3 separate regions of the Homo sapiens genome follow, and regions 1 and 3 are each linked to region 2. The links are chromatin contacts, found by Hi-C or POLR2A ChIA-PET in ENCODE. All regions are on one chromosome and are shown on one strand. The core of a region is the stretch at or near the end of the contact, and the rest is flanking DNA. Distances in the headings are between cores, read along the strand shown.

Region 1 (3,342 bases), core at 110-2,609, 69 kb before region 2:
TCTCACCTTTATAGTACTTAACGAAATTGATGGGACCCTGCAGCCATCCTGTGTGTTTTGGGGAAAGAAGCAAGGAAAGCCAACCATTGAGGTAAAAGACCCTCTTGACCCATCCACCTAAAACCATTCTGGGCTGCTCTGTCTATGGGGTAGACATTCTTTATTCCTTTACTTTCCTAATAAACTTGCTTTCACACAAAAATAAGTAAATAAATAAAATGAAACCACTCTGACTTCCACACTGCCGCCCAACCTCCACTGTTAATTACTGGCCACGCCCACCGGGCCTTTCAGTAATCAATGGTCTCTGGTACTTTTTGTGGCCCCAGTGGTGCTGACCAATGCACTGGGTGCAAGATTGCTTAGTGCCAGCAACCTTGGCCAAGGAAAGCAGAAATTTCAGGTCTGTGCCATGGGTGCTTCCAGGTAGACACAGTTGTGGTGGGAGCACAGGACAATTCCTCTAAGTAAGACCTAACCTGGTGTTTTCCGATCATTCCAAAGTGGCATCGAGGGAAGCCCTTAAAGAAAGTGGTCGTGGTGTCCTTGAAACGTGGCTCTGCCTGTAGCCCCTTGCCTTATATCCCCAATTACTTGGTATTATATCCTCATTTTTCATCTGTCCTGTATGTCTATAATGAGCTAAATTTTATAAGTCTATTTTAGGCAAGGATTTCTAATTTTGGAGGCTTTTTAAAAATCGTGTTGTGTATGTCATTGCTTCTTAAAACATAAAACGTTTTCTTTTTGTAAGCTCATAATACTGCACAAATAATTGGTGGAAAACACCATCATAAAACATTTTACGACATGAGCATACAAGACCATTGTCAGGGTGAGGCAGCACAGAATTACAAGAAGAAGATCGCCAGTTAGATTCCTTATATTTACCTTAAAGGCCGTGCTTGAGCATACTAACAATTAATAACATTAAATACAACTACTGAATAAATGAGTGTTTCCGCATTTGAGTTGGACAACAGACCAGTAAGTGGGGTGGGGCCTGTCTCTCACCTTTCACGGCCCAAGACCCTGAGCCTGGCTAACTCGCTGCTCTGCCCGAACCGCAGGCTGCCTGGGCCGGGGACGCGCGGAGGGGCCCCCCGCAGAGGGCGGGCTCAGCCGGGCAGAGCTCTCGGGGGCGCCCCGCGCCCAGCCCCGCCGGCTCCTGCTCTCCCCGAGCACGCGGCGTTAGCTAATCTTCTCAGGGACTGCCGAGGCCCTTTCTCCGCCAAACCGCAGGGAGGGAACAGCCCGAGAAGGGAGGGGGCTGGGAAGGGTTTGTTGTTGCTTTTTCTGAATTAAAAGAAAACAGGGACTAGAGCAAGGAAGAGAGCGAAGTTCAAGGGAGAATCTGGCAAGTCACCTTGGGCAGCCCCTGGACCGCCGCCAGAGCTCTCTTGGAGAGGGTGAGGACGCCGAGCGTGTGATGAGCGCCTAGTGAGTATTCACTGTGCATGATAGATGACTGGCCTGGAATCCTTCCACACCACAAATTTGTTCCTCTGTACACCCAGGCAACCAAAAAGCCAAAAGAAATGGGGGATTGGGGAGGGGACTGTCTAACTTCAGTTTCTCCCGGCTGCTGGCACCCGCGGCCTCAGAAGCTCTTAGCCCCGCCCCCCATTGTCTTTGACTCTGCTCCCTCCTTGGCCTCCCTTGGCCCCCGCCTGGTCCTGGAAGCAGAGCTGCGAGTTTCCCTTTTCTCTCGCTGTGCGCACTCGCAGCCCCGGTCCAAGCCCAGCCTCTCCAGGCAGGGATTAGTGCAAGCGTCCGTTGGCCGGAACGAGCGAGGACAGCCTCTCCACCTCCCTGCCTCCCTACCTCCCTGCCTTCAGCACCCTCCCCTCTGCGGCTCCCCGACCCAGCCATCCACAGCACAGCTGCCAGAATCGCCTTTCCGTTCCACGGTTTTGATCATGTAACATCCCCACTTGGAAGACCAGAGTGAGTCCCAGCGGCCTCATATGTCAGATCTCAGTTTCTAACTATGAGCATCAAGGCCCTCCCCGAAGGCCCCCCATCTTGCCTGCCCTGTCTCACCGGCCTTCTATCCAAAATCTTCCAGTGCAAAACTTCTGGTCAGATTATGCAGAACTTTATAGCCTCTCCCTCCCCTACCCCACCACTTCGTCATTCCGCAAGTATTTATTGAGCATCTACAAGGTTCCAGGCACTGAACTATGGGCTGCAAATACAAAAACGAACAAAAGAAATTATCCTGCCCTTAACGACTTTACAGTCAAGTGAGGAGAACAGAAACAAGGAAATTTTCTGGCTCCAGTTTGTCACTAAAACAACATAGTTCACATCTAAATCTGAGCACAGCTATGTAAAATACACTAATAAGCAGATCGTGCACAGATAAAAGACTGAAATGAAATGTACCAAAATAGCTATAGGATAACTGTTTTCTTCCTTCCTTTTTTTTTATTATACTTTCAGTTTTAGGGTACATGTGCACAACGTGCAGGTTAGTTACATATGTATACATGTGCCATGTTGGTGTGCTGCACCCAGCAACTGGTCATTTAACATTAGCTATATCTCCAAATGCTATCCCTCCTCCCTCCCCCCACCCCACAACAGGCCCTGGTGTGTGATGTTCCCCTTCCTATGTCCATGTGTTCTCATTGTTCAATTCCCACCTATGAGTGAGAACATGTGGTGTTTGGTTTTCTGTCCTTGGGATAGTTTGCTGAGAATGATGGTTTCCAGCTTCATCCATGTCCCTACAAAGGACATGAACTCATCATTTTTTATGGCTGCATAGTATTCCATGGTGTATATGTGCCACATTTTCTTAATCCAGTCTATCGTTGTTGGACATTTGGGTTGGTTCCAAGTCTTTGCTATTGTGAATAGTGCTGCAATAAACATACGTGTGCATGTGTCTTTATAGCAGCATGATTTATAATCCTTTGGGTATATATGAAGTAATGGGATTGCTAGGTCAAATGGTATTTCTAGTTCTAGATCCTTGAGGAATCACCACACTGACTTCCACAATGGTTGAACTAGTTTACAGTCCCACCAACAGTGTAAAAGTGTTCCTATTTCTCCACATCCTCTCCAGCACCTGTTGTTTCCTGACTTTTTAATGATCGCCATTCTAACTGGTGTGAGATGGTATCTCATTGTGGTTTTGATTTGCATTTCTCTGATGGCCAGTGATGATGAGCATTTTTTCATGTGTCTTTTGGCTGCATAAATGTCTTCTTTTGAGAAGTGTCTGTTCATATCCTTTGCCCACTTTTTGATGGGGTTGTTTGTTTTTTTCTTGTAAATTTATTGGAGTTCATTGTAGATTCTGGATATTAGCCCTTTGTCAGATGAGTAGAT
Region 2 (3,045 bases), core at 136-2,635:
CCTTGCAGTGTGTCACCATGCCTCCCAGGGGGTTCTGCCCAGCCAAGTTAGGCAAGCTTTAGTCCCAAGCCTTCAGATGAATTGGTCCACGGAGGAAGTCTGGAGAGCAGGGACTTTTCAATTTTCAAAACCTTATAAGAATTTCTGCTGTCTTGCCTGCCAGAATCTTTCTTTGGCTCCCAGCAACATAAGCTGCATGCCTCCAACTGACAAGCGACAGGCCAGTTGGTCAGCTGTTGCTTCCATTTACTCAGAGCTGGGCGGCTGTACTGTTTCTGTCACTAAATCAAGGGATCCTTGGGACGGATGTGCTTGGGCGTTAAGGCAGCCTGAGGACCTAGTCTCCGGAAGCTTCTGTGAAGTGTGACTGGGCTGCCCTGCCTGGCACGGTGACTTGAATCTTCAGTTTGCCAATTCTCTAAGAGCCCCAACCCCCCATCCCCAGATCTCTACCCCCAGAGTGGAAGTGATTGCAGCAACTCTTGCAGTAGAATTGGGGGCAGCAGCAGGGGAGGAGAGAAGAGGCTATTAGCAAATCAAAGGAAAGAAAACAGGGGAAGGAAAACACAGTAGCAAATTAAAGCACTATGTTTTCTTTTTAAAAATCCAATTAAAGGGAAATCTGCTTTTGAGTAAAACAATCATGCCCTTGTTACAAAGTATCCCAGGAACCCTCAAGATAGGCAAAACCTTTTTAATCACATTTTTTCTCATTACAAGTTGGCTAATAGGAACATCATAGTAATTCCCCGTTAACTCTTCCACTTTTCACACCCGCACAAACACACTGGGTTATAACAATGCTCTTATTCTATCTTTGTCTCAGACACATTCTCAAGCATGTTGGTTTACTCTCTCCTTAGAATATCCCCGTATCCTCATTCTGATATGCAAACGTATCCTCACCTACAGACCATTCTTTCCTCCTCTCCTCTCTCATGCACGCGTGCACACACACGCTGAAACGCTATATACACACTATATATGCATATAAACATATATGTTCTCCTTTTAATTCAATACTAATCCAGTCATTCGTATTTCCCAATTTCTTCTCAGTCTCTCATACAGGTCCACGCAGTGAAGCCCAAGGGAGATACTTACCTCCATAGCCTGCGGGAAACTTCATGAAGTGAGAATAATTTCCATACATGTTTACTCGTCAGTTCATGTTCCTCTCCTGTGCAGCTTCTAAATATTACCGCCTCTCTCGGCTCCCAGGCACAGCCCGGCTTTCTTCAACTTGGGCTAACAAGAGTGGTCATCGCTTCCTAGCAGCCCGGGGAGCACAGGCTGGGCCAGCCCTCTGGGATTAGTCAGGAATCTGCCTCTAGATCGGAGAGTCCACATAGTGCGTTTGAGACGGCTGTGGCGGCAGCAGCTGGTGCCTGTCAGTAATCACGCATAATGCTGCCGCCGCCGCCGCCGCCGCCGTCACCGCTACTCTTGCCACCGCCGTCGCTGCTGCTTGAGATCCTGTTGCTAGTTTGATTAACTCAGGGTTGGGCTGCTGCGTGCGACTCTTCCAGCTCCCGGCGCGTCCCCAGAGGTCCCTACCGGGTGGCACGATCTATTATCTAGGAAGCCAATCGATGTATGACCGCCCGGTGTAGGTCAGGAGAGAGGCGGGAGACGGCAGGGGATGGAAGACTCTTTAGGTGCCTGTTCCTTGACTTACATCCACAAAAATCAATGGGATTTTATTAAAATGCATTTTCTCATTCGAACTTCTATCTGTCCAATGTACTTGGTATTTGATCTGTGAAAGGAGGAGGGGGTGGGGTTCAAGAGAGAACAGGGCCCTTTCAGAAGCACAAGATTAGAAAAGCGTGATACTCAATCTCCAGCTACGGAAAACTAAAATAGAGTAGCCCTTAAGTTGAGGTGGGCCTCTCCTGCTTGGGTGGCCGGAAGCATTTATCTGTGCTCTAACAATGGGAGTTTGACAAGTGCAGCTGGAGCCAGAGCTCACTCAGGTGGAAAACTTACAGGTAGGGAGGAGGGGTTGGCTTGATGTGGAGGTCTTTCTCTGCATTTATTTTATATACCATTGTTATCCTGCCGCCTGTTCAAAAACACCACTGGGTCCTCACTAACACAGAGCCTGTCTTGTGTGGAACTGACCCGAGATCAAAGAATCTAAGCACCCCGTTGATGTTTGGGTCTGTCATACAGTTTTCGTGACAAGTCACCGCTCAGCCTATACTTGAACACCTCCAATAATGGGGAGCTCACCACTTTCTCATTCCATTTCTAGATAGTTTTCACCACAAGAAAGTTTCTTATAGAGATAAAATCTGCTCCTTTTCCCTACAGCTTCTGCCCACAGGTGCTAGACTGCTCCCAGGGGCCACACAAGAGAAGCCTGAAAGACAAAAAAGTCTTTCACAGTGGGATCCTCTGCAAATCCTGAGATTGATCTGCTGTGCCCATAATCCCCCTTTCCCTAGGCATCTCTGGCTCTTTCAGTAATTCTATGTATCACCAAGGGTTCATGTCTATTCCCAACCTATCCTTTTTCTAATAATGTACTTCAGTTTACATAGATACCCTCACAGTGAGGAAGGGGGTTGGCCAGACTTGGATGCAATACTCCAGATATGGTCCAAACCTTTTCCTCATGGTATATGTGTTGGCACGGTGATGGGGTGCTGTCAACATACCCATTGAAGGTCCGTTTCATGGGCTGAGCTCTGTTGGGCTGGAAAAAAGATAAGAGATTTTCTCCTGATGCAGCATAAGACATAGAGAGCCAGAGAGGTAAGTCAAATCAGGGTCCCAGAGTAAAAAATCAAGATTCAAATGCTAGGAGAAGCCAAAACAAAAACGTAGAATAAAAGACCAGAGTCAGGAACAAAGTCATGATGACAAAGGAGGAGGCCAAAATGGGGAATCAAAGCAAAAGCATGTCACAAAGGAGGAAGAAATATCCAGGCCTTCACTGTAAAGAGCTTTGGAGAGCCCAGAGCTGCCTTGACTGTTGCTGGGATGAGAGTCCAGTGGACATAAGTAATATAGAATACAGGAGGACCATTTGCTCACTTG
Region 3 (3,502 bases), core at 553-3,052, 88 kb before region 2:
GGGGGGACCCACAGGACCCGACATCCAGCTCCAGTTAATTAACGCGGAGCCTAGGGCCCAGCCGCGCGGTCTAATCCCCGCGCTGCGTTGCCTACTGGCCCAGAAAAGTCTCTCTCGGCCTTGCCCATGGCTGAAATTGGGGCTGGAGTTGGTGGGGGAGAGAAGCCTCCTCGAACTTGGGCGCTCCAGGCCTCGGGTCTCGGATGCTATTGCCTCTAGGCCGCGAGAAGAGGGCGGCATTTATGAGACGTCGATCAGCTCCGAGATTAAAAATCCAGCCCTGGGTATTTTTAATCACTTGCCACTCAGACGCCTACGAACAAGCTCGCCCGCCCCTCGCGGCTTTGGGGAATTCGGTGCCCAGTGCGTGAGGCCTGGGGCGGCTTGTTGGATTTATTTGGGTAGGGACGACCCACAAGCACTGACGGACAGATAGTGATGGGGCTCAATTTAGTGTATGAAGAGGGGCGCTAGCTTCCCTATCGCGGACCAGGTCCCAGAGAGCGGGGCTCCAGAGCTCAGCGCCAAGCGGAAAGAGAGTGCGCCCAGGACGCACGGCCTGAACACTCACCCAGCAGCGAGGAGAAGGAGGCCGAGGTGTCGATCGCGCTTTGGAAGTTCTCCTCCATCTTTAGGCCGTCCAGCATGTTCGGGCCGGGCCGGGAGGACCTGTAGAGGAGAAGAAACGATGCGTCTGACGTCCGTGCCCGCTGGGACTCGGCGCCAGCAGCCACCGCACTCCTGGGAAAGAACTGAGGGAGTGTCCAGGGCGACCAGAATCAGCCAGGAGGATAGGGTCCAGCCAAGAGAATGTAGGGTGGGAGGAGAGATCAGTCACAGCGAACTGCTCTGGCTGATCTGATTTCACTTGAAGTCAACACGTTATGTACTTAGGCCTCCGCCCCCCAACTGCGTTTCTCCTTCTCCTGCCCCCCTCACCCCCACCTACATCCCTTGCCCCAGGTTTTCCATCCCGAATCCGACTCCGCCCCAACCTATACGAAGGTGGGCCCTCGGGACGTCTCTGCAGGAACGCAGCTACTGGGGTATATTGGGTATATAAAGAGTGGGTACCCTCCCTCGAGCGACCGGGTCCAGGCACGCGGGACGATGGGGTTTGCAATCCCGCGTCCCAGCCGCCCCGTTGCGGCCCTCACCTGCCCCAGGTCGAGAAGGGGCACTGTAAGGGACCCGGAGGGCGTCCCGCCCGCTTCTGGACTCCTGGCGCTGCGCTCTGTTGGGGTGCGCGCAGGAGCCGGTGTGCGGGGCGCGCGGGGAGGTCCTCCCGCCAGTCGGCCAGTGCCGGGAATGTCTGCAGAAGCAAAAGAGTCGCCTCGGGGAGGAGCCCCGGCTGGCCCGGCTCACTCTTGGATGCATTTCAAGTCAACTTTCAGAAACACGCCCGCCCGAGCCACAGCCTAGGCACGGGCAGCCTTACTTACCTGGTAGGCGAGCTCTCTCCCAGTGACTGGAGCAGAGAGAAGTTGCGGAGCGCTGCTGGAAGCTTCTGCCCGGGAAGGCGTCGCCCCCGAGACTGCAGCCGGAGGAGCCGCCCTCGGCTTCGGAGCGCCGGGGAGGGAGCCGGAGCGAACGCCGGCCGCTGGCTCTGCTCCTCGGCGCGCCCAGGCTGGGCCGGGACGTGGTCGCGAGCTGCCGGCCTTCCCGGGACGTCCTACCAGCCCGCGTCGCTCCTCAGCGGGAGGAGAGGGCCAGTTGCTTCTCCAAGGCTAGGAGGGAAGGCAGAGGCCCAGGGTCCTGGGTGCGAGTCGGCCCTGCTTCGCCGGGGCGGATCCTGCAGCTTCTGACAGGGGCCGCGGCGCTGCGTGCGCGGCGGCGGAGAGGGGGTGGGGTGCGCTGGGCGGGGGGCTGGCAGCGCGTCCCGTGGCGGGGCCGTGGTGCTCCCTTTCCCAGCCTGGCTGCGCGGCCACCACACGGCCGCTGCCCTCTGAGCCCCTCCGCCTCTGGGAGCTCTCGGACACGCTAAGTTTCCTCCCCTCCACGTGTAACTGTTACCTCGGGGCGCTCTGGCCCGGTCGCCCCCCAGTGCCCCTCACCCCGACTGGGCCTTTGCGGAGATGTCGGCGCCTCCTGGACAGCGGTGCCGCCACGAGGATTCCCCCGCCGCTCTCCAACTGCTGCTATAAAAGCGCTGCAATCCTTACCCGGGCCCCGGGAAGCGCTGAGAAGCTGTTTAGCGCCAGTAGATGTGGGCCCAGCAGCTCCTAGCTCCTCAAACCCCTCATCACCCGAGGGCTCATGCCAGTTTCCAACTTCCTTTAAGGTCGAACCATATTCACTCATGGGGCGTACAGAGGCCATGGGACTCACGGCCTAAGAATCATGCTCTTGGGAGACACTAGGTGGGATCTGCCCCCCAGATGATGAACTTGCAATGACACTCAACAGGAAATCAGGTAAAGGGACATTGTTAGGGGAACAAAGTATCTGGGGAGAAATGTGAATTATCTGCACCTCCTAACTTTAATTTACAATAACAGACCTTTAGCCCCCTCCAGAGCAGGAATAAGGCCTTATCCGTCTGTATAGCCCAGGAGGTAAGCATGTTGTGTGACCCCAAGTGGATGCTCAATAAATAAATTACAATGCTGGCTAGCGTTTATCGTTTATTTTGTGCCAGCTTTGTTACACAGTCACCTCATTTAATCTTTACAACAACCCCCATGAAGTGGAGACAATTGTTGTCCCAATCTTACAGTTGAGGGAAATGGAAGGGAATTCATGGAATCCGAGTCCCATCATCTGAATACCATGGGAAGGTTCAGTTCAATTCAGTGTGATTCTCTGGGGCACCTTCAGTTCCTAAACTGAACTGAACTGAGATGAAATTGGCAGGCCGTTTGACATGGTGAACTCAGGCAGAGGAGATGCCACATAGCCAGGGTTTTTCTATTACCTCCTCCAAAGACAGAGCCACTTCTTTATTCCTAAAGAAAAAGTGCTGGCAGCAACTTGCTCTAATGTGCTTAGGAGCAGCGACCCCACTAAGCACTAAAAAAGCCATTCTAAGTGCTTTCTGCCAGCAGGCACAAGCCAAACACTGAATATGACTCCAGAAGAAAGAGGGGAAATGGCAAAGAGGCTAATACGTTATATTCGAATGCTGCTTTACAGGCATTTTCACATACATGATTTTGCTTGATCTTTACAGCAAACCTGTGAGGTAGGCAGAACAGTTTTATCTTTTGTTTCAGATGAATCTTTGGAGCTTAGCACGGCTGGGAGATTTCCCTGATGTTGCCCAGATGGCTAGTGGCATGTCTCCTAACACCTGACCTCTGTCCTTTCTGTCACCCCAGGTAGAGCAGGGTGTAAAAAAATACAAACTACAAGTATTATTAGGATAATATGTGAAATAGAAGTTAAGCAAGAAAAAAATGGAATAGGGCAGATACAACCATAAGGAATGTTTTTATGTAAATACCCGGCAGAATTTTGGTTTCACTAAAGGTCTTATATGAAATATATGAAATACATTTTAACT

What was found. A loop is a pair of places that touch in the nucleus more often than their neighbours do. ChIA-PET counts read pairs that join two places held with the same protein, here RNA polymerase II (POLR2A). Pooled maps may share reads with other maps.
Region 1: a pooled map shows a loop between it and region 2 (2.3-fold over the local background). The contact joins the enhancer-like site here to the promoter of RXRG in region 2. A Hi-C loop is called at or near these places in 1 of 168 maps with a recorded cell type or tissue (gastrocnemius medialis) and 2 of 50 pooled maps.
Region 3: a loop to region 2 is called in a pooled map, with 6 times the contacts of the local background. The contact joins the promoter of LMX1A here to the promoter of RXRG in region 2. A Hi-C loop is called at or near these places in 1 of 168 maps with a recorded cell type or tissue (gastrocnemius medialis) and 6 of 50 pooled maps. POLR2A ChIA-PET finds 5 or more read pairs at or near these places in 3 of 52 experiments (T-cell, activated CD4-positive, alpha-beta T cell and activated T-cell).

Annotation. Positions count from the first base shown.
Region 1 is chr1:165,374,997-165,378,338 of GRCh38, forward strand. No RefSeq gene overlaps it. Among named protein-coding and RNA genes, the nearest start is that of LMX1A, 20 kb to the left of the region's middle. Within about 2 kb of position 1,360, at least 26 of the 41 ENCODE cell types and tissues checked have a DNase peak (open chromatin) inside an H3K27ac peak, as active enhancers do; they include gastrocnemius medialis, where a contact is called at or near this core.
Region 2 is chr1:165,443,741-165,446,785 of GRCh38, forward strand. RXRG (retinoid X receptor gamma) reads right to left here and starts at 1,386. Exons shown (of 10, transcript NM_006917.5): 1 at 1,105-1,386. The coding sequence starts at 1,153.
Region 3 is chr1:165,354,913-165,358,414 of GRCh38, forward strand. It overlaps LMX1A (LIM homeobox transcription factor 1 alpha), which reads right to left and starts at 1,803. Exons shown (of 9, transcript NM_177398.4): 1 at 1,443-1,803; 2 at 572-669. The coding sequence starts at 647.